Linked DNA regions of Mus musculus: region 2 is linked to region 1. Evidence: chromatin loops called from intact Hi-C (ENCODE). Cell type or tissue: heart. All regions are shown on one strand. Links, peaks and the distances in the headings refer to the core of each region. The heading gives the core; the rest is flanking DNA. Region 1 holds the start of Gm51705 (a long non-coding RNA gene). Region 2 overlaps Dcps (decapping enzyme, scavenger).

The links. Peaks named below come from ENCODE experiments on the same cell type or tissue, not always from the same donor. Only the 100,000 strongest peaks of a DNase experiment are listed, where the experiment ranks them.
Region 2: a loop joins it to region 1, with 2.6 times the contacts of the local background. A loop is called at or near these places in 2 of 42 quality-filtered maps.

What each region holds. Positions count from the first base shown.
Region 1 is chr9:35,047,955-35,055,954 of GRCm38, reverse strand. It overlaps St3gal4 (ST3 beta-galactoside alpha-2,3-sialyltransferase 4), which reads left to right. Exons shown (of 11, transcript NM_009178.4): 2 at 306-381; 3 at 673-757; 4 at 1,173-1,253; 5 at 1,423-1,520; 6 at 1,832-1,892; 7 at 2,488-2,583; 8 at 2,688-2,877; 9 at 3,572-3,715; 10 at 7,993-8,000. The coding sequence starts at 366. It overlaps Gm51705 (a long non-coding RNA gene), which reads right to left and starts at 1,179. Exons shown (of 3, transcript XR_003948316.1): 1 at 1,109-1,179; 2 at 629-824. In heart, for the core only: no CTCF peak of the experiment used is centred there; DNase peaks (open chromatin) are centred at 254, 4,144 and 5,834; H3K27me3 peaks cover 666 bases.
Region 2 is chr9:35,148,547-35,164,539 of GRCm38, reverse strand. All of the region lies in intron 2 of Dcps (decapping enzyme, scavenger), which reads left to right. Among named protein-coding and RNA genes, the nearest start is that of Gm24262, 12 kb to the right of the region's middle. In heart, for the core only: no CTCF peak of the experiment used is centred there; DNase peaks (open chromatin) are centred at 7,959 and 8,359.

The sequences.
Region 1 (8,000 bases), core at 1-8,000:
CATCTACTTTCCCCCGAACATATTCTTCCTGTGTCATAGTGCTGGAAAATTGCAGTAGAGACTGGTGTTGGTAAGTCAGGCATGGGAAGTGAAAGAGGGTTGGGACCTCAGTTCCCCTTCCTGTAGCAGGGCTCCACCTAGATTCCTCACACTGCCCTCTGAGAATTTAGGAGGAAGATCACCTGGGCCTGGTTGCCACGTAGTGGCTTCATGATTCCTAGAGCAGGAAAAGGGCAGGCAGGGGGTGTGTCTAGTTAGGTGTGCAGGCTGAGCCTAGACTGACACCTGGGACTCCTGCCTCCTAGGTGGCCCGAGGCAGCCGGGATGACACTTCTCCCCAGGAACCCTGCTATCTGCTGAGAAACATGACCAGCAAATCTCGTGAGTGTTGTCCTGGGGGTCCTCCATGCTGGAAGGTCCAGCAGTCATTGTCAGCATCAACTTGGGACCTTCGCAGGGGTGGTAGAGGGTCACACTTGGAGCCAAGGACACTCTTCTTATCCTGACAGCAGAAATACTTCAGTCCCAGCCCCTCTCTAGGGACAGGATGAGGCCAGAGACTGGGTCTGCTGTGCTGGGGGCGGAGGGGCCCAGTATTAGCAAAGGAGAAGGCGTCCTGGAACTGTACCTGCCTGCCTCTGCCTTCAGCTCCGTTGTGCATGTATCTTGCAGACTGGAAGCTCCTGGCCCTGGCTCTGGTCCTTGTTGTTGTCATGGTGTGGTATTCCATCTCCCGAGAAGATAGGTACATTGAGTTGTAAGTATGCTTTCTGTGTTCTTCTATTACTTCTCGACCAAGAGGGGCTGATGTAAAAGCAGGGTACCTAGCCAGGCAGGAAACTTTTGAGACCCTTTGCCTGACATCTCCTCTTCAGCTAGCTGCTAGCTCAAAGAGTCCTTCCATGGGGATGGGTGGGTTGGGGGATAGGTGGGATGGTGTTCTGGGTGGCTTCTGTGATCTCCCACAGAGGAAATGTTAGGGCAGAAAGATCTGGACCCTTAATGATTTGTGTTCAAAGTGGAACTTGGGTTGAGGAGATACTGAGTCTGTAAGTCCTTCACCAGTTCTGTGGGGCCTCTGTACCATCACAGGGGAGGTTGATCCTACCTGCGATGATGGCATCAGGACCTCAGTCTGACTGGATCTTCTGATTCTTTTTTTCTCTCTCCAGCTTTTATTTTCCCATCTCAGAGAAGAAAGAGCCATGCTTCCAGGGTGAGGCAGAGAGACAGGCCTCTAAGATTTTTGGCAAGTAAGTACCAGATGATGGAACAGGGTACTTAGGACTGAGTGGTTTTGCCTCATCACTAATGGGCTGGAGGGTAGATGAAGCTGGAAGAAGGACAAAGACCAGCTACTATAGTCAGGGGCCTGACCCTGTTCCGTCAGATTAATCTCTTTCTCTTCCCTTTGCTGTATAGCCGTTCTAGGGAACAGCCCATCTTTCTGCAGCTTAAGGATTATTTTTGGGTAAAGACGCCATCCACCTATGAGCTGCCCTTTGGGACTAAAGGAAGTGGTAAGTTATTTCTCAGCTCCGTGGGCAAGCATCTCACTGACTATGAACTGCTCTGAAGGACTAATGTGCTTAATGACTTGTTCTACCCAAGCAAGTGGACAGACAGTTCAAGGTCTGATCTTGTGGGCCACGTTCTTGGATGTTGCTATCCACTGGCTCCATGTCTGGGTTCTTTTGCCCAGGCTCAGGTACCTATGTCAAGGAGGGAGAATCTTGGGAGTGGAATGGGAGCAGCCTTTAGAATGCTGATGACCGTGGTCTTCTCTCATTCTATTTCTTCTGTTCCTTTTTTTTTTTTTTTTTTCCTGTAGAAGACCTTCTTCTCCGGGTGCTGGCCATCACTAGCTATTCTATACCTGAGAGCATAAAGAGGTAAGGAGATATTCTTCTCATTATAATCTGGCACCTTCACTTCCCCTGCTCCAGTTTGAACTCATCATGGTCTAGTGCCTTGCCTTTGGTTCACTGTGGCCAGTTTGACCTGCCGTAGCCTGCCTGTCTCCAGGAGCTATTGGTACTCTAAAATCACAACGACTTAGCCTGAGCATCTAGATGCCAGAGTACGCAGAAGCTGCTGAAGGTATTGCCATGGCAACAGACAGACCTGGGCAACAGGCAAGGAAGCTGTGTCCTAGGATTTCTCCTCCCCTCTTCTTTCTGGTTTTTTTTTTTTTTTTTTTTTTTTTTTTTTGGTTCCTTTTAAGACAGGGTTTCTTTATGTAGCCCAGGCTGGATTTGGCACTTCTTCAGTGCCAAGTTACAAGTGTGTGCCACCTTGCACAGTTCTTGTGCTGGGGTTTCTTGTGGCACTCCTCTCATTATCTCTTTGCTATGCGTGGCTTGCTTGTGTTTCATATTGAGGTACAAGACTTGGAGGTCAGTAGAACAATTAGCAGGGCCACTTAGCATGCCTGAGGCATGGCTGAGAAGAGCCTAGAAGTTTTGAACACCCCTCTTCCCACGGCAGCCTCGAGTGTCGTCGCTGTGTTGTGGTGGGAAATGGGCACCGGTTGCGGAACAGCTCGCTGGGCGGTGTCATCAACAAGTACGACGTGGTCATCAGGTGTGTGGTCATCCCTCCTGCTTCTTTTTGGGTCCTGGATGTCCCAAACGGGGCTGCCAAAAGGCCTGGTATCTCCAGTAATGGATGTTCTTTTCCTGGGCCAGATTGAACAATGCTCCTGTGGCTGGCTACGAGGGAGATGTGGGCTCCAAGACCACCATACGTCTCTTCTATCCTGAGTCGGCCCACTTTGACCCTAAAATAGAAAACAACCCAGACACGCTCTTGGTCCTGGTAGCTTTCAAGGCGATGGACTTCCACTGGATTGAGACCATCTTGAGTGATAAGAAGCGGGTAAGTTGTGTCAGGTGGGACAAAGAGATATGGTGATGGGGACGCTCTCCTGGTCAGGGCTTTATGTCCCACGGACCGCCTTATGATGCTCCTAAAGGATTGGTGAAGGGACATGGTGAACCAGGCTTTCCACAGCCAGAGCCTTGGGCTTCTCGACAAGGGCATTGTTTTGTAGGGCTGCTGATTAACTGCCCTGCTCAAGAGTCTGTAGGGCTGGGGTGGCAACCAGAGGCCCCCTGGGCTGGAGGGTTGCCTGGAATAGGAGAACTGTCAGGATGTATGAGAAACCTGGGAACAATGAAGCTGTCCCACTGGTACCTTGAAGCAGGCAGCATTCTGGGAGCTTTCCCTGATGGTCCCACAAAGAGCCTTTTCTCTCAGTGGGCCATCTGGATGAAGGCTGAACCGACTGATCTGGCATTTATTGCCCAGTATGTTGACAGCCTAAGGCTCAAGTCCCTGCTTGCCTACATATCTCTAAAGAGGTAGTGGTCAGACCCCACACTCTTCACATGTTACCTTTCCTTCCTGATAAGGGGGCTCCTCTTGACCTCTCCTTTGGTCTCTCAGGTCTGGGACAAGTCTTACCTCACTTGACTGGGATTTTCTCTATCTGAAGACCACCAGCTGGAATAGAGTTGAGAAACGGGCCTTCACCTCTTTTCATGTCTCCCTTCTAACCCTACCCCCATAGGTGCGAAAAGGCTTCTGGAAACAGCCTCCCCTCATCTGGGATGTCAACCCCAAACAGGTCCGGATTCTAAACCCCTTCTTTATGGAGATTGCAGCAGACAAGCTCCTGAGCCTGCCCATACAACAGCCTCGAAAGATCAAGCAGGTGGTGACAAGCTGGTGACAAGACCAAGCTGGTGGGGGGGGGGGGGAGGTATGGGGCTGTGGGTGGAAATCGAGGAGAGATCATAAGAATTGGGTGCAGCTTGCACCTAACCTTTGAAGAGTGCTTCCGCAGCACGCTGCCCTGATGGACAGTGTGTACTTTGGAAAACTGGGTTATCCCTAAAAATGGAGTAGGTGAAAGGATTGGATTTGGGCGCTGACTTAAAGATGCTTTTGGCAGGCTCTGGTCAGGATCTGTAAATTGGTAGCTGCTGGCACACTCACTGGCCCTTACCTGTGGGAACAGCTTGAGTCAGTGTAGTTAATGTTAGACTTTTAGCCTGCGGTCCTACATTGGAACATACTGATCTGTTGGAGTGAGTGGAGACGAAGTGTTGACAGTCTGTCCTGCATGTCCTTAGTGTGGTAAACCAGTTTAGGGAGCTGAAGTGGTTTTGGGAGTTACAGCTTTGATTTTCACACTCTGTGTCCTGGTAGTCTTCAGCTGGTAGGGTTTACCCCACATTGTAGCTTTGCGAATATTATTTCTGTATATCTTAGACTCTCTCATGGGGGCATAGGAGACTGCAGAAGGAGGTCACCAGCAGGCATTGGCAGGGCTCTTGGCTGTGCCACTTTGTGCGGTTGTTAGGCAGGTCTAGCGTTAGGAAATTTCAGTTGCTTATCTTAATGGTGAGGATAATACTTGCATTGACCACTTAAGCTTAGGCAGGACTTAAGACAGTAATATAAAATGTCAATCACAGAGATTGGAACAGAGCAGCTGTTCCTTTCAGTGTTTGCCCTTTGCTGTTTGTTAGTTCTCTTGAGACAGGCTGGCCTCAAACTCATAGTAGTCCTCCCAAGTTATGAGTTTACAAGAATGAGCCACAATACCCAGCTAATATTAGCCAAATTTTAAAATCAACATGTTTATTCTCAACTGTCTATATTATCCAACATCATGCATCACATGGCCACAGTGTGACTGCCCAGTGGTGAGCCCAAGTTCACGGGCTTAGAGAGTAAGCTGTGACCGCCTGCTCAGAAGAGATGCCCTGTAGCAGAATAAGCTGCCAGTCTCACTGTGGAGTGACAACCTTTCACACTAGAGTTGCTTAAGTGTGGTAGAAGCACAGAGGGGAACACATTTCTGCTGTGTTATCTGGGAAAGTCTACAGTTGAAGTGGTTCTGTTGTCAGTCCTGTGGGGATCATGGCATGTATTAGGCGTGAAGTGGGAGGAGGCAGTCCATTTGGTGTGCACATATAAGCCTGCCAATACCAAGTTGTTCTAGTTCAGATGGCGTTGAGGGCAGGAAGGGGGATTTCACTTATGACAGGGTCTCACTGTGTAGACCAGGCTGGAATGCACAGAAATGTGCTTGTCTCTGCTTCTTGATTGCCGGGGTTACAGGGGTGGACCAGCATGCATGCATAACGTATGATAGAGTGAAGGCTTTAGAGGGAAGTAGGAGAAGGTGAGGCTCTGAATCCAGCTCCTGGCAGTGGGAAGGAAAAAGAAAGGGCTGTATTTGGCTGTGATATTGCACTGATTTTCCATTGCTGCCCAATGACAGTCAGCGTAGTGGCCTCAAATACACCCTGGCTTTGGCTCATGGCGGTAGGTTCTCTGTAGTGTCGCAGGTTGACGATAAGAACTGACTTCCTATCTGGAGGCTTTATGGTAATTTTTTTTCAAACTTGTCTTAGGTGAAACATGTTTGGGTTTCCATGGTTTGTAGGACTAGGGTCCCCCTGTTCTTGCAGACTGTGGTCTGAGGGAAGAGGTACACTCAGCTCTTGGAGGCTGCTTGCATTCCGGGCCCTGTAGCTCCCTCCATCTTTAAGCCACTGGCAGCTCAAATCTGACTGACTTCACCTCTGAGCTCAGCATCCAGATTTAGATGGTTAGGTAATTAGGTCAGTGGTTTCCCCTCATAAAAACTGTATGAAATAATGAACTATTCTTTAAACATCCTATTTGCATATTTCCCATCTCTGTGTGAGAAGGCAGTCATAAAAGAGAACTGGAGGTTCTGTTTCAGTCAGGGTTACTATTGCTGTGATGAAACGCCACGAGCAAAGGCAAGTTGGGGAGAAGTGGATTTATTTTGCTTACACTTCCATATTATTATTTAAGGAAGTTGGAGTGGGAACTCATGCAGAGCAGGAAACTGGAGGCAGGAGCTGGAGGAGTGCTCCTCACTGGCTTGGTCAGCTTGCTTTTGTACAGAACCCAGGACCACCAACAGTGGGCTGGGCCCTCCTCCTTCAATCAGTAATTAGGAAAATGCCCTACAGGCTTGCCTATAGTAGTGTCTTAGGGGGCAGTTTCTCAATTGATGTTCCTTCCTCTAAGTTGACTCTAGCTGTGTGAAGTTGACATAAAACACTAACCATTGTGAGTTCCTGTACAGTTCCGTGTCCTAGCACCTATGCTTGCAGGGAGGATTGGGAGTTTTATGAGTAGCTCTAGGTTTCCTTGGTTTCCTGCTTGGATGACTGCTCAGTTGTGCTCTACTTATTTAATACAGAGAATGTCAGGAGGAGGGGGAGTGTGATGAAGACCGTAAGGAGCAGAGCTGGTGAGGAGGTGATGGCCGTGTAATTCTGCAGGACTCCAAACTGGATTCCAGAGCACAGGGTGTTTAACGTGGCAGGGGTGGAGGTGCAGTAGTAAACGTCTGAAATCCCAGTACTTGAGAGGCAGAGGTAGGATTTCAGTGTTAGCCTCAGCTACGTAGTAAGTTCAAAGCCAGCGAGAGCTGCGTGAGATCCTGTCTTAAAGACAAAAGGCAGCAACCGTGGAAAATAAGGCCTACCAAGAAGCAATGGAGAGAAAGACAGTTGAAAGGGATGCCAGGAGAAAATCAGCCTTTAAGAGGCCTTATGGAATCCAAGAAGTGACTCTCTCAGGGTAAGTGGGCAGGTGAAATGTTCTCTAAAGCCCACTGTCTGAGTGAAGCAAGGCAAGCTTCCTGAAGTTTGAATATTAAGTCCACCATTGCTGTGGATAAATTGGGGTGGAAGGAATGGGAAGCAGCCCATAAGATGGGCAGGCAAGGTATCGCTGACCCTGGTTTACAGAAGGGGTATATCATCCCAGGAAAGATTACACAGCCATGGGTGTTGAACCACCACATCCAAGGGGGAGGGCAGAGCCCTCTTCCCTTCTTTGAGCAAGTTATTTATATTTGCTAGTTCTAGTTTGCTCATTTATAAAATGAGGCTAATAACAGTATCTGTGCATATGTGTTTGGGAGATCCTGTACTGTACCGTGTTGGTACTCAGCATGAAGCCTGACACCTATAAATACTCGTGCAACAGATAGTATTATGGTGAATGTGGCTATTGTCATTCTGACAGCCACCATCCTCCTGGAGACCCAGATCTTCCCCAGATGTGGGAGTTGGATTATCTAGTACGCTGTTGTGTCAGCCAGACTTTCATCCCCGATGTCACCAACTTACTAATGGAAAGATAGATTTTGTTCAAGGTCTCAGTCGATTTAATCAGTAACAGCAGGGAGGACGTGGTGGAATGTGAGAAGCAGGAAAAAGTACTTACACAGGTCCCTTATCTACCCTTATCTTATCCCTACCCACCTTTAGGGTATATCTTCCCTCTCTAGTCAATTCTTTCTATTCTTCACAGATACCGTCCCCGCCCCCAAGTGTACTATAGTAATTTCCTAGGTAGTAAAGTTGATAAGATATAAGATAAACACAATAGCCACTAGACTCATAACAATTTAAACTTAAAACTTAGCAGCTGAAGAGGTAGCTCAGCAGTTCAGGGCACTAGATGCTTCTGGGGAGGACCTGGGTTTAGTTTTCTGCACCCACTTTGGTTCACCAGCACCTGTAACTCTAGTTCCAGACCACCCAATGCCTTCTTCTGGTCTCTAGAGGCTCCTGCGTGCACATGGTATATATAACTCAAGCAGGCACAAACATCATTAAGTCTCTGCATTTAAAACTTGATAATCAGGAAAAAGGACGTGGACCAATGGTAGAACACTTGCCTGGAATACATGAGGCCCAGGTTCTACCTCCAGCACCATAGAGAGTTCACAGTTTTCTTGAGTAATAAATCCACTTTCTCATCTGTGTTAGCTCCATTCAGGTAGGTGCTTGGTTAGTTAGCTGTTGCCCGGTTGGATAGCTAAGGTCAACGAGAACTGGGCAGAGAACTGACCCTGAGGTTGTGTGAGGTAGATGGTGGAGGAGGAGGGGATTGTGGTTCTTTAAAACTCCCTCTTACTCTGTCCCTCAGAAGCCAAC
Region 2 (15,993 bases), core at 4,873-12,872, 100 kb before region 1:
GGGCCAGTCTGTTGGCATCTCACATGGTTGATCTTCGTGTGTCATCCTGATAGGGCAGAGCCTATGTTGGCTACTCCTGCTGCTGTGGCTCCCTATTAATGGAGTCTTTCTTTGAGGTCTATGTTTCCTCTCACTCAGAGAAGAAGGGGGAGATAGTGGTGAGAGGTGTGGCTCAGAAATACAGGCGACCTTCTAAAAGGCCGATTGTTTACCTGTTATAAAGCAGGGTGTGGAGTCTCAGGTTTACTGGAGGAGACTGGAGGCTCTGTGTGAGAGGCCTAGACAGGGAGCAAGGGATGAGATCTTGGGAATCACTCTTTTGGTTGCCTAAATCACTCAGGACTTTAGCCACAGGCCAGGATTTTCTACTTTGTATTCTTTACAGAGGCAAAACTCAAAACTCTGGAGAGAGGAGAAAGGATTTGTTTGGGAGGAGCATTTTAAAAGATTAGCTATTCTCAGAAGAGTTTCCCTGGCAGAGCTGTTTGTGATAGAAAAGACGAGACTTAGTCAAGTAGCAGTAGAGAAGGTGGATAGCCTGGTACAGTCTCAAAGTGGACAACCTCTCTCTGGCAATGGAAATGAACTATAGCTGCCTGTATTCGTGGAGGCTAAGTCATCAGGTGGGGGCAAGAAGTCCACATGATGCGATTCTGAGGATCAGGCTGATCTAAACAGTATGGTGCTTAGGTATGCATGCGTCCGTAACAATGCTGAGAAGACAGTAAAGACACACACCCTGAAATCAAAATGGTGGGGAAGAGCCAGGAAACTCTACGTTATGAATATCCTTTTTATTTTAGTCCCTACATGGTACATGCTAGACACACACACACACATACACACACACACACACACAGACACACACACACACACACACAGAGAGAGAGAGAGAGAGAGACTGAGACTTGCTTTTTATGGATACGAATATGTTTCCTAGTTAATAGTTAAGAAAAACTGGCCCTTTTTTAGGTGGATGAAAATATTTTCCCACACATTTGAATGGCTCTGTCATCATTCTTGCTTTTTTTTTTTAAAGTCACTATTGTTGAAAGTGAAAGTGTTGAGTTTCAGTCTTCGAGATTTTGGACATTATCAGGCTTTCGTTTCTGCATGGCTCCTCTTCTCTGGGGCAGGGGAGCGACCAGGCTAGATTATTTTACCTCCTGTGGATAAGGGAGCCCTATGCTATTTTGGAAGGTACCCCAAGATGATACCAGTCCTGATCGAGTGGAGCAGTGTGGCAGGTCCTCCAGCCATTGGAAGAAGCCCAAGTACCAGGGTCTGTTGGTGTCTCTCCAGCGCAGACTGGCACAAGCCTCTGAACCTATCCGCCGTGATGTCCTCGGCAGCCCTCCCACTGCAGCTGAGCCAAGGGACAAGTTACATGAACAGTGGCCAGCAAGGAATGGCTTGCCAGACAAGTCTCAGCCAAAACACTCACAGCATGCCATGGTCATCTAACATGAGAAATACTGTAGGCTTACAGCCATCGAACCAGAAAACGTCACTGAATTGTGGAGACTTAGTTTCTCTGAACGACAAGTGGGGAATCAGAAGGCTGGCTTGCCTACCTAAGAAGGTTTCTTTACCATATGAGATCATGGAGTCTCAAGTTGAATGGAGATAAAATGCCAGGCTTTATTAGTAAATAGCTCTTAACTTGAACTGTTCAGCAGAAAGTCTCTGTGGGAGGGTCGGGCATTTGTCAGAGTCAGATGTGTAGTTACCTGATCAGATAATCATCAGATAGCACCAGGAGGCTTATAATGGGCATGAACGGACCCCTACTGCTGTGCCCCCTTCCCACCTCACTTCTCAGAAGCAACCACACCATGACCAGTGTTACGGAGACCCTGTCTGAAAAAGAAAGGAAGGACGGATGGAAGGAGGGAGAGAAGAAAGGAAAGAATCAACTCCTTTGCCTCCTTTTTCATTCCCTGCACTCCCAGTCTTTATCTATCTGCCTTTGGAAGGCTCAGTGTCTTTAAATGTAGCTGGTTTTTGTTTTCTGGTTTTGTTGCTGTTTAATGCAAATCAGGGGAAAGGATGAGTGTGTCCAGCTTTCCCACTGTCTCTTCTGCCTTCTGCCACCTCCTTATTTCCAGCACTGCCTTTTTAGCTAGCTGTCAGTATGCTTTGTTACACTGTCTTGTGTAGTTCTTGTAGCACCAGGGATCGAACCTGGTGCCTTGAGCATGCTAGGCAAGTGCTCTACCACTAACCTGTATCTCCAGACAGGATGGGTCATCTTTCATGCTTTGTCTCAGTATTGGTTCTAAGTTGAAAAGTCATTGAACAGCGCTTTCCTTGCTTTGGCATATCAGTAGCATTTGCTGCATGCCGAAGCAGGATGCTGGTATTGTACCTTCTCTCCTACCTTCACAGTGGATATCACCATGCTGTGTAGAGTGCCTGTGACTCCAAGGTCAGTGATTCTCATTTCCTAGGTTCCAGTAGATCCTCCGAATCATACTGCTTTTTAGTCAGTAACATTTAGTCAGTAACCAGTGGGTTTTTACAGCTTTTACGTTTTTGCATGGTGTTTCTGGTTGCCTCTCTTCACTGTGTTTGGAAGAATGCTATGGCCTTTCTCCCTGCTCCTGAAGTGACTCACACATTGGTTTCAGTTTGGTAATTCATTACATGGCATACGCTACCTTTCCGTTTGCAGGAAGCCCTTTCCTGCTCCTCCTGTCTGGACTGCCCATGGTGCCGGCACGCTATGCAGCTCTCAACCAGAGACTTCTTTTCACATTTTCTCTAGGTCAGACTGTGTCTTCTAAATTCGGTGTCTTTTTCTTTCTTGCTTTCCTTTCTTGATTAGCTGAAGCAACTATAAAATAATTCCACAGAAAGATATGTGGGAGTAAATCCTGAACCCTTTGTTTTGTTGCTTTCGGTTGATTTGTCTAGTTGAATTAATTTTCCCTTCAAGCATTAAAAACATTGATCTGTTGACTTCAAGCCATCTGTGTCACTGTTAAGATATCTGATGCCAGCGCTAGAGAGACTGCTCAGACATTTAAGGCTAGGCTCATAACCAAGAAGACAACATAGCCGATGCCAGCCTGATTCTCATTGATGTGAAGGAACCTTAGGGTGGGTTATTTTCTTTTTATTACCTTCATTAGGTATATACAACATACTCTGTTGATCTTTGATTCTGAGGGCTTTTGTTTTGTTTTGTTTTTGTTCGGTGTCTACATTGAGCATTCCTATCTATTGCTCTGAGTTATCTGAGGCCATTTAGTTTAAAGTCTTCCATCGTCCTTCTGCTCTGTGCATATGTTTTTCTCCCTGCTTCTTTGATTTCTTTTCACTCATTTCTTTTTGCTTGACCCCACCCCACCCCCAGTGTTACACTGAAACTCTTGTGTTGAACACAACACTTCCAAGATTGAGTTTTTTTAGTTGTCTTACCTTCTCCATGTCTTTTCCTACTCTAGTTTGATACATAGTCTTCACTTTGTGTCCCAGGTGTTCTAGTGTGGGCACTCCTTTGGCATTGATATTGTAAATTCTCCCGTTCTCCAGTTTCACTCTCACAGTATCTTGCTCTTGCTTTAGGAAAGCTAAATTGTGTTGGGTTTCTCTGACACACTAATTAGAGATGTTGTTTTTAAATTATCTCCTGACCCTGAAACTATTCATTCCTCTGGGATCTGGTTCCCTTGTTTATCTTGGTCATTCTTCTTCAGGCTTCTGGTTTCCCTCAGTGTCTGGTGATGCACAGTAGTTCATTCATACTTAAAAATGAAGCATTGGGTGCATATTCTTTGAGGGCAGATGTTTGGGCTGCCCCCATTGGTCCCATTTCTCCTGACTCCCACCCCGTTCTTGGCAACCTTGTGGCTTTATTCATTTTACTGCCATTGCAGTGGACTTTTTTTGTTTATGAAGGCAGTGTCTCACTATGTAGCCCTGGCTGGGTTGGAACTCACAGATCCACTTGCCCTCACAATGGTTGATCTCTTTCTACAGTAGGCCTCTGCCCTGAATGGGAAGCTCCTGTAGTACTCTGGCTGGGAGAGGGGCTTATTGGCTGCCAGACTGGGTTTCAGTGGCACAGTTTGACTGGTACTATAAGTTCATGCTCCCAACTGAAAAATAATATGAGCTGGAGACCCTGTCAGGCCTACAAAGCTTCAGGTATTTAGTAGCTGGCTTTTTATAGAAGTTTGTCAACTTTTTCTCTAGTTCCTTGGTTTAATATTTTGGAGGCCAGCCCTCCTGTTTTCACCTGGCATTAGCTGCTTCCCCTGGGATGTGGCAGCGATGGAGCCAATTAGTGCACTTGTTCTGCAGACAGCCCTTAAGTTGATCTCAGTTTTCAGCTTCATTTCCCTTCCCATCCTCAGGAGCTGTTTCTGAGAACCCAGCTTTCCTCCTGGAAGATCTGATGATCTCTACGTAGCCTACTGACTGCCTATGTGGCAGCTTCCTCCTGCGCTGTCTTATATGTTCACACTGTGCTTTTAGTTTCAAGGAATGAATTGGTCCCATTTCTCCTGACTCCCACCCCGTTCTTGGCAACCTTGTGGCTTTATTCATTTTACTGCCATTGCAGTGGACCTTTTTTGTTTATAAAGGCAGTGTCTCACTATGTAGCCCTGGCTGGGTTGGAACTCACAGATCCACTTGCTTCTGCCTCCTCGGTGCTGGGATTAAAGGTGTATGCCACAACCTCTGGCCTATGTGGTGAGCTTTTTTTAATGACCAGGGAGTCACCATTAAATAGGAGTTGAGTGTCTCCCACATATGTCTACATTTGGTGGCTGAGGTTCCTGTAGATATCTGTAGCATAGAACACAGCAAGTTGCCAGGCAGTGGCGCATGCCTTTAATCCCAGCACTTGGGAGACCGAGGCAGGTGGATTTCTGAGTTCGAGGCCAGCCTGGTCTACAGAGTGAGTTCCAGGACAGCCAGGGCTGTACAGAGAAACCCTGTCTCAAAAACAAAAACAAAAACAAAAACAAACAAACAAAAAAGAACACAGCAAGTTACATCATTGAGAGCACACCAGAGAGAATCCAGACAGATGGAGACCTTAGCATCTCCCTCACTCCTATGCACACATTCCTGGGTGCTCTTGTATAGTGGGTGTGTGTACACACACATGACAAGAACCATGGGCATCCACCTTTGTAAAAAGTACATTCCTTTGAGCTAGCATTTCCTCTTCCTGATATCTGGCTCAGACACAAGCTCATGTGTATGAATGAAGGGGTAGAAAATATTCAGTGCAGCATCATTTGTGATAGACCAAAACAAGAAGAGAACAACTTAAATGACCCTGTGAGGTCAGTAAAGCATGGGGTATGCATATCTTGGGCTACTCCACAGTAGTACAGAAAAGAGGGAGATCCAACGGGACCCTGGGGAGCTCAGGTGATCACTTGTTCTTCAAGAGAACTGAATATGTGTAAGTTCATATTAAGATAAACACATAAAAGCAAAGGCTGTGATGAGGACCATCTGATGAATGTTAGTATTGAAAAAACTGAGGCAGGCCTGGTGTGGTGGTATAAGCCTTTGATCCTAGCACTTGGATCTCTGAGTTTGAGGCAAGCTTGGTTTACAGTTCCAGGCCAGCTTAGGATATATAATGAAACCCTGTCTAAAAAAAATAAGAACAGGTAAAGGAATGGGGTTAGACTTGTGAGTTCTTCAAGACCAGTGTTGTGATACTTGAATACATAGACAGTTTTTAGGTGCTAACTCATCAAGTAAGACGGGTGCAAAAAAAAAAAAAAACAAAAAAACAAAACAAAACCAATAATAAAGACCTGTCTGAGGCCTCTGCTGCTTCCTTTACAGCGTGCCTTTGACTCTGGTCAGGCAGAACCTATCAGTTAACAATTAAGTTTTTCATAGCTCCAAACCATGTGTGTTCCAGCTGAGATGACCCCTGCGTACCTCTAGCAGTGGTTCTCAAACCTTTCTAATGCTGTAGCCTTTAATACAGTTTCTTATGTTTTGGTGGACCCCCCCCCCCCATAAAATTATTTTTGTTGCTACTTTGTAACTGTAATTTTGCTGTTATGAATTATAATATAAACATCTGATATGCAGGATATCTGATATATAGTCCCTGTGAAAGGGTCACTAGATCCCCAAAGGGGTTGAGACCCACATGAGTTAGGGAGCTGAGAATTGCTGCTCTAGGGTATGTATCAGTGAGGGACAGCCCTAGGAAATGTGTGTAGCCTCTTCTAGATGGACAGGGTTTAATGATGTGGAGGGCTGGAGGTAGACAGGGTTGCAATGCTGGTTTGTTGCTGTTTGTTTGTTCCCTTTGGTATTTCTCTGTGACAGTCCTGGCTGTCCTAGAGCTCACTTTGTGTGATGCCAGTTTATTAACAGGACTGACTGGAAGTGAGCTCTACTGAGCTGGTATCACTGCTTAAAGATGACAGGTTTCTCTGTCTTTGCTCATGCGTTCTTTGCTGGTGTGTTTAGTTAACCTGAGTGTGCCAGGGCCCTCTGACCTTAGAGGGACAGCAGAAGATATTAAGCAGAATGATTCCAAGGTGGGAAAAACCCTGATACCCAACTCAAATTCTTGACCCAGGACCTGTGCTCCCTTTCCTGATGGTTTGACTCATGTTTCTTCTACTGACAACAGCAGTGGCCTCTCTTCTCAGCACACTCTTTACTGGCTGGAGGAACCATTTCATTCAGAGCACTTAGGAATGAGTAGATGGAGAGTAATGAGGAGTAGCCATCACAGCAGGAACTGTGTGCTCTTCTCTGCCTTCCTCAGATGGGGACAAGGTCCCGAGGCTCTGAGCCTCCTTGCCCAGCGACAATGGGTGAAAGCTGATTGCTTGCAGCAAGTTCCATCACCACAAGTGATGGTGGCTGGTTCTGTGTTTATTCCTCACTCGTACATCTAAGTAGGTCACAACCTAGAATTCCCAGCTTCTCTCTTGGGGAGTTATCCGGTGCTTTGGCCTTCTTTCCCATGCCACAGTGTCCAGGGGTGCTACATCAAGAATTGGCACCCAACGTTCCTCTGAGTGAACCAAGCAAATACTTTGAATAGGAGAGCTAAAAGAAGTGCTGTCTTCTGGAGTGTTTGGCTCCTGTGGTCTGTTGTACTCACCTCCATAAGAAGCAGGTGAATTCTCAGCTTTAAGACCAGGGCTGTCATTCAACAGTTCTACAATCTCACTATGAATCAGCTCTCTGACTTCTGAAGTGGAGCTTTTCAGAGAGCTCTTTGACCCACCGCAGCATTTGCTGTCCCCCAAGACTACCATTCCAGCTACCAAATTTGCCTGGGGACCAGGAGACCTAGGGGTTTTTTTATCCGGTGCTGTCACATGCTTCCTTTGGAACTTAAGATGTGGAGAAGTTGACTACAATCTTGCTGAGGGTTTTGCTAAAGTCAGCATCTGCCTCCCCTCTGTCTTCAGCAGCATTCCTGAGTTTTTACAGAGACAGGTCATTAACAGCAGAAGCTTGCTGCAAGGATCTGACCCGCCCTCAGCCACGCTAACCCTTCATGTGGAGGTCTGTTCAGGCCTCCCCTGAGTACTTCCACGGTGCAGGACAGTGACACCACACCAAAGCCTGTGACCAACAGCCAGCCTCCACTCCTCCCTCTGACTCTCCAGCCAGGGAACATCCACAGAGGAAGAGTGTGAATGCAGATCAAGTAGGTGGTCCTTCCACCTGCCTCTCCCGAAGGCTTTCTGTAGGAGTCCTGTGACCCACTGCCCTGCTGGGCCTGCTGGGTTGTGTGCTCCCTCACCTGGCTAGCTCTGGGAGGCTCTTGAAGTGGTAGGGATCGAACTCCAATCATGTTCCCTGCTCTTGCTTCTCTGTCCTCCCAGGGCCGCATCTGGGTCACATCAGTGGAAACTGGCTCATCAGAATGAAGGGAAAGCAAAAGCCACAGACAGAGACATTGAAATGACCTCATCCTGCTCCAGTCCAGGGCTTGGCTGGGGAAAGCTGCCTTGTTTGAACATGTGTGTAGGAAGGAGAGCAGACTGTCTGTGGTTTGTGTTTTCATGTTCATGTGCTGCAGCATTTTCCTGGGGATTTGGCTAAGCTGGCCTTGGCAGTGAGTGGCAGCAGCTGCTCTTAACTTTCTTCTGGAGAGCCCCGCTTCCCACCTCCAGGAGCAGTTGGTTTTCTGTGTCCAGCTTGGAGACAGAGGGGCTTTACTTAATGCAGAAGACCTTGCAGGAGATCCACAGGTCTGCTAAAGTCAAGGTGGAGCCACCGTAATCAGAGCCTTACTTAGCCTGCTCATGTGAGCCACAGAGAGGAGGACTATGTGGGCTGCTGTTCAGCTGGAGTGCATCAGTGTGACCATCCCACTGCTAGAACATTCTTGTGGATAATGAGCTGCTGCCAGAGCCCAAGGGCTGGGAACACAACTACTTGGCTCTTCTTCTAAACTTCTCTACCCCATGCCTCCTTCCTCATGAGCTCATACTAGTGATGGGGAATGGGAGCGGGATGGGGAGCATGTGGCGCAAATGTTAAGTCACTCTGTGAACAGTCAGCTAGAGCAGGGTCCTCTCCAGTTCTACTCTGAATATTCTAGAGCCTGTTTTCCAGCCACAGCAGGCTACAGTCTGTGTACCGTATCCTAGCAAGGAGAGGAGTAGAGTTTGGATGTTCCACTTCCCAGGAAACATCATGGTGAGACAGGCATAGTGGTGGTCCTCTCTTTACACTTTAACACCAACCACCCCCAGTTTACGATCCAGTCACACTGGCATCTCATGTTCGATAGCTTTAGTAACAGCTGTCTTTGTGTTTAGCAGTAGGGTTGGGGCATTCGTGTTTCTATTATCTGATGGAGCTGCTTTTGGAAAACATGGCTATAGCACAGAAGATTATGGCCCTATGGAATGAGGAAGACTGCATTACATAGAAAAGCCAGATCCCATATATTCTGACCCCAAATCCACTTAATAGTGTGTGAGTGGCTCTGGGCAAATTGCTTAACCTCTCTAGGTCTGTTACATTTTGGGGGACATGTCTCACTATATAGCCTAGCTTGCCATGAACCTTGCTGTGCAGGCCAGGCCAGCTTTGAACTTGTAGTCCTGCTCCTACCTCTCAAGTGCTGGATTATAGGTGCACACTACCACACCTTGCATTTTTTTGTTATTACTATTTTTGTTTGTTTGGTTTTTGGTTTATTTTTGTTGTTGTTTTGAGACTGGGTCTTGCTGTATAGCCCAGCTGGCTTTGAATTTGCAATTCGGTGGCTGTTTAGAAGGATGGCTTATTTTTCTGTTTCTGATGTATTATTTTTCCTCCAATGTATTTTTATATATAGTGATGGATTCTTGTTTTAGAAAATTGCAATAATAAAAAATGACTTAAGATTTTAATTCTGTAAAAGTCTGCTGCTAGCAGGAGTGCTCTCTCTTCATGCTGGAGTATATTCTTCAGGCTCTTTGGTGCTATGCTTATGCAGTTGTATGTGCACACACTTCAAGTGCTTTGTAATGCATTCCTTCTTCTTTAGCCTGTATTGATCCTGGTTGGTTCTGTAGGTAGATTGTGGCCTAGCTACCAAAGCACCTGGATTCAACCTCTGTTAGGATGATAGCACACAACGAAGTCACTGCTTCTAGTGGTGGCACATGCCTGTGATCCCGGCACTCAAGGAGGCAGAGGCAGGCCATCTTTGAGATGGAGATCAGCCTGGTCTATAGTGCAAGTTCCAGGATAGCCAGAACTATACAGAGAAACCCTATTTCAAAACAACAAACAAGCCAGGTGGTGGTGGCGCATGCCTTTAATCCCAGCACTCGGGAGGCAGAGGCAGGCAGATTTCTGAGTTCGAGTCCAGCCTGGTCTACAGAGTGAGTTCCAGGACAGCCAGGGCTACACAGAGAAACCCTGTCTCAAAAAACCAAACCAAACCAAACCAAACCAAACCAAACCAAACCAAACAAACAACAACAACAAAAAAAAACAAACAAAATTGCCTTATAGAACAAATGAATGAACTAATCAAGTGGCAGTAAATAGCTTCAAAGAAAGATAAAGCATTGGGAAGAAGGCAAGACGGGCATATAGGATTCTAGTTTCAAGGGGCAGTCAAAATGCTCAACCAAACATGGCCTATCAAGTTGCAGTTAAGTCTAGGCACCTCCCATGTATTAAGGTAGATGAGTCAACCCAGTATGAGGAAAAGAGTACCCAAAGCAGGCAAACAACATCCAGAAACAACCCCTGCCCCCACTGTTAGGAGTTCTATAAGAAGAGCAAGCTGTTTAACTGTAACACATATGTAGGGGGCCTAGGTCAATCCCATGCAGGTTCCAAACTTATCGAATCAGTCTCTGTGAAGTCCTGTGAGCCCAAGTTGGTTGATTCTGCGGGTTCTTGTGCTATCCTTTGACCCCCAACTGTAAGAACAGTCCTTCCTCCCTTCTTCCACAGGATACCTTGAGCTACACCTAATGTTTGGTGGTGGGCCTCTGGGTCTGTTTCCATCTGTTTCTGGATGAAGACTCTCTGATGACAATTGGGTTAAACACCCATCTATAGCAGACTATCATTAGGAATCATTGTCTATTCTAGGTCTCTGGGCTATCCAGCCTCTAGGTCCTGGTCCTCAAGGCAGTGTCAGGGGTGGGTTCCCTCTCTTAGCATGGATCTCAAGCTGGACCAGTCATTGGCTGGCAACTCCCATAATTTCTATGCTACCTTTACCCCAGCACATCTTGTAGGTAGGACAAATTGTAGAAGTCTTGCCTGGTTATAGGAAATGGCCAGTTCAGGTTCTGTTTCCCTCATTCCCAGGAGTCTTAGCTAGGGTCACCCTCATAGATCACTGGGAGTTCTCCCTCCCTACCACCTTTCCCACCTAGTTCCCTCCCTCTATCCATCCTGGATGTCTATTTTATTTCACTTTCCCAGTGAGATTCAAGCATCTCCCCTTGGCTACCTTGTTATTTAGCTTCTTTGGGTCTGTGGATTGTAGTATGGTTATCCTGTGTTTTCTGGCTAATAACAACTTATTAATGAGTACATATCATGTTTGTCTTTCTGGGTGTGGGTTACCTCACTCAAGATGATCTTTTCTAGTTCTATACATTTGCCTGTAAACTTAATGATGTCATTGTTTTTAACAGCTGAATAATACTTCATTGTATAAATGTACCATTTTCTTTTTCCATTCTTCGGTTGAAGGACATCTGGGTTGTTTCCAGTTTCTGGCTATTACAAATAAAGCTGCTATGAATGTAGTTGAACAAGTGTCCTTGTGGTTTTGGGTGTGTATGACCAGGAATGGTGTGGATGGGTCTTGAGATAGATTGATTCTTAGTTTTCTGAGAAACTGTCGTACTGGTTTCTAAATGGCTCTACAAGTTTGCATTCCCACCAGTAATGGAGGAGTGCTTCTCTTGCTCCACATTCATGCCTGCATGAGCTGTCACTTGTGGTTTTGATCTAAGCCATTCTGACAGGTGTAAGATGGAGTCTCAGAGTTGTTTTGATTTTCATTTCCCTGACAGCTAAGGATGTTGAACATTTCTTTAAGTGCTTCTCAGCCACATGAGATTCCTCTGTTGAGAATTCTGTTCAGATCTATACCCCAATTTTAAATTGGACTAATTGGTTTGTCAATGTCTAGTTTCTTGGTTTCTTGATTTCTTTTTTTTTTTTAAAGATTCATTTATTTATTTATTATATGTAAGTACACTGTAGCTATCCTCAGACACTCCAGAAGAGAGAGTCATAGCTCATTACGGGTGATTATGAGCCACCATGTGGTTGCTGGGATTTGAACTCCTGACCTTCGGAAGAGCAGTCGGGTGCTCTTACCCACTGAGCCATCTCACCAGCCCTTCTTGATTTCTTTATATATGTATATTGGAAATTAGCCCTTTGTTAGATGGTGGGTTGGTGAAGATCTTTTCCCATCCTGTAGGCTGCCATTTTTCCTATTGATGACAGTGTCCTTTGCCTTACAGAAGATTTCCTGTTTCATGAGGTCCCATTTATTGTTGATCTTACTGTCTGCACTATTGATGTTCTGTTTAGGAAGTTGTCTCCTGTGCCAACATGTTTAAGGATATTCCCTACTTTCTCTTCTATCATGTTCAGTGTTTTATGGTTAAGGCCTTTGATCAACTTGGACTTAGGTTTTGTACAGGGGGATAGATAAGAACCTATTTGTATATTTCTACATGCTGACATCCAGCTAAACCAGCACCATTTGTTGAAAATGCGTAATTTTTTCCATTGTATATTTTGGCTTCTTTGTCAAAAATCAAGTGTCTATAAGTGTGTGGATTCATGTCTGGGTCTTTGATTTGATTCCATTGATGAACCTGTGGTGGTTTGTATATGCTTGGCCCAGAGAGTGGAACTATTAGGAGATGGAGCCTTGTTGGAAGAAGTGTATCACTGTGTCACCTAGCTGCCTCTAAGACAGTCTCTCCCGGATGCAGTTGGATCAAGATGTAGAACTCTTAGCTCCTTCTCCAGCACCATGTCTACCTGGATGCTCCTGTGCTTCCCACCATGATGATAATGAACTGAACCTCTGAAAATATAAGCCAGCCCCAATTAAGTATTGTCCTTTATAAAAGTTGCTTTGGTCATGTCATGGTGTCTCTTTGGTAAAATGAGAATGTTTACTATGTTAATCCTACTGATCCATGAGCATGGGAGATCTTTCCATCTTCTGATATCTTCTCCAATTTCTTTCTTCAAAAACTTGGAGTTCATGTCATATAGATCTTTCACTTGCTTGGTTAGAGTTACTCCAAGGTATTTTATATTATTAGTGACTATTGTGAAGGGTGTTGTTTCCCTGATTGCTTTCTCAGACCTTTTATCATTTGTAGATAGGAGGGCTACTGATTGCTGTTGTTGTTGTTGTTAATTAGTATCCAGCTACTTCCCTGAAGGTGTTTATCAGCTATAGGGGTTCTCTAGTAGAATTTTGGGGATTGCTTATACATAGTATCACATCTTCTGAAAATAGTGATATTTTGACTTCTTCCTTTTCCAATTTATATCCCCATGATCTCCTTTAGTTGTATTATTGCTCTAGCTAGATCTTCAAGTACTATATTGAATAGACATGGAGAGGGTGCGCAGCCTTATCTTATTCTTTATTTTAGTAGAATTGCTTTGAGTTTCTTTTCATTTAATTTTATATTGTCTATTGACTTGCTGAATATTGCCTTTATTTTGTTTAGGTAAGTCCCCTGTATCCCTGATCTCTGCAAGATTTTTATTAAAGGGGTGTTGGATTTTGTCAAAGGCTTTTCCAGCATTTAATGAGATGATCATGTTTTTTTTCCCCCTTTCAGTTTGTTTATATGGTGAATTGAACTGATATTTTCATATATTGATTCATCCCTCCATCTGTGGGATGAAGCCTACTTCTTCAAGGTAGATGATCTTTTTGATGTGTTCTTGGATTTGATTTGCAAGTATTTTATTGACTATTTTTTGTCAATTTCTTCTACTGTTTCTTCTACAGCTGAGATTTTTCTCAACCACTGCTTGTATAATGTTGTTGATGCTTGTGTCTGTAGTTCCTGTTCACTTGCCTAGATTTTCCATCTCCAGGATTCCCTCAGTTTATGTTTTCTTTACTGCTTCTATTTCCATTTTCAGATCTTGAGCAGCTTATTCATTTCCTTCATCTGTTTGTATTTTCCTGGATTTTTAAGAGGGATTCATTCATTTCCTCTTTAAAGACCTCTATCATCTTCATAAAATTGGATTTAAAGTCATTATCTTGTGCTTTAGCTGTGTTGGAGTATCCAGGGCTTGCTGTAGTAGGTTAGCTGGGCTACAGTGGTATCATATTGCCCTGCCTGTTGTTGATTGTGTTCTTACACTGGCTTCTAGCCATCTGGGGTTCTTTATGTGGCTTCCAATAAAGTAGGAGTCTCCTGCCTGAGTGGTGGGCTGGCCAGAATATGAGGGTGGGGCTAGGGGGGGGGGCTGTGGTGCTTTTGGTGGTATCTTACTTGGGGTCCCTAGTTCTGGCATGGCCTCTGGTAAAGCAGAAGTCTTCTCCTGAAGTTATAGGCAGGATCATTAACAACTTTTTAAAGTTTAAAATTTTAAAAGAAATCATTGTATATGTGTGTCTGTGTCTATCTGTGCATGTGTATGCAGGTACTGGCAGAGGTCAGAGGCATCAGGTCCCTTGAAGCTGGAGATAGAGGTGGTTGTAAGCTGCCCAACATGGATGCAGGGAATCTAATTCTGGTCCCTACTAGAGTAGTATGTGCTCTTAGCCACTGAGCAATCTCTCTGGCTCCCCCGGATTTACTTTATTATTATCATACCTATTTATTTATTTTGAGCATAGGAAGGGTACTGGTCTGCCACGGCATACATGTAGAAGTCGCAGTCCAGTCTCTTCTTCCATCATGTGGATTGTGGGACTCAATCTCAGGTCATCAGATGTGGCAGCAAGCATCCTTGCCCTCTGAGCCCTGTCTATATCCCTAGCCAAATTCCAAAGTGTGACAACAGAATAAGGATATGTTGAGATGTTCCAAGTTGCAGACTTATCTCTTTGTTCCACCACTGTAGAAGCGACTTGAGTTTGCCCAGTTATCTTTCTGTGTGGTCCCTGGGCCAGCAGGATCAGGCCACCTGGGAACTTGTTAGATGTACAGATTCCCTGGCTCTACCCCAGGATTCACAAGTCAGGTGGCTGTGCTGCACATAGAAAATGTGAGTTTTTTTTGGCTGATTAATGTTCCTTGTTTGCATTCAACGTGCTGATGAAGATATCCAGCTTTACATACAGGAAAAGAAACAAGCTTGTCGGGGTCCTACCTCGACATGGGATCGGAGTTCTCAACAGGAAGCAGGGATATCTGGAAGGCGCATAATAAATATACATAAATATACACAGACTACTTTTTGGGTACAAGCTGACAGTTTTTCAAGGCTTAAAGTTTCTCTCTCTTCTCTCTCATCCTCTGCTCTCTTTCTCTCTGGCTCATAGGCTCGCAGCTTGAGGCTGCACACACTCTGCATTCTCCTGTCCTCTCTGCTTTTCTCCTGTGTGTTTTTCTTTTCTTGAACTCTCACGCTCATACACACCTCTGTGCATTCCCCTTTCACTCTCACACACTTCACACATATCACATACAGCACATGTACTCTCCTTTCGCTCAAACACACACACTCTCCACACACACCTCATATTCTCTGTTCACTCACTCTTCACACATTCTTCTCATGCTCGCTCACCTTTTTCTTGCCCAAGTCTTTTATTGATACTCCAAAAGCAGGTAAAAAAAAAAAAAAGACATTGTACATTCATTGCCAAATCAAATTCAAAAGAATAACCATGTCCCACAAAGAATCAAGAATTACAATTGTTCCCCAAACCTTCAAGCTTCCCTATTCCCAGGCCTATAGCCAAGATAATAATAATTGCTAACTTATCATTATTTAAACTTTAACTTATTATACTTCAGAGTTCAGAGCTCCAAGGCCAGCTACTTACATTTTCTTGTGAAGCTCTAATGATAAATGACATGGGCAAAGCTGCCAGGCAGTGGCCAGAAAGAATCCAATTAATCCTTCACTCAATAGTTTCACTAGCTTTCTGCTTCTGCACATTGCACACAGTGACTCTCCTAAGAGTCCCAGTGTTTTGACTTAGTTTTACTAATATAAGATTTTACATAGTCTATACTTGCTTATCCAGGAACCACTCTCAAATGTTATGCAAAACTCAACTTTATATGCCTCAGTACAGGGGAACGCCAGGGCCAAGAAGTGGGAGTGGGTGGGTGGGGGAGTGGGTGTGGGAGGGTGGGAGGGACTTTTGGGATAGCATTGGAAATGTAAATGAAATAAATACCTAATTTAAAAAAAAAGAAATTGAAAAATAATGTTATGCAAAACTCGTTTCCTAACTTCAGTAGGATTTTTTCTTTCTTTCTTGGGGTCCCAATGTTGGCTCTATTTCATTTTCTAATAATTTCTTCAAACTTTCTTTGCAAGTCAAGCATT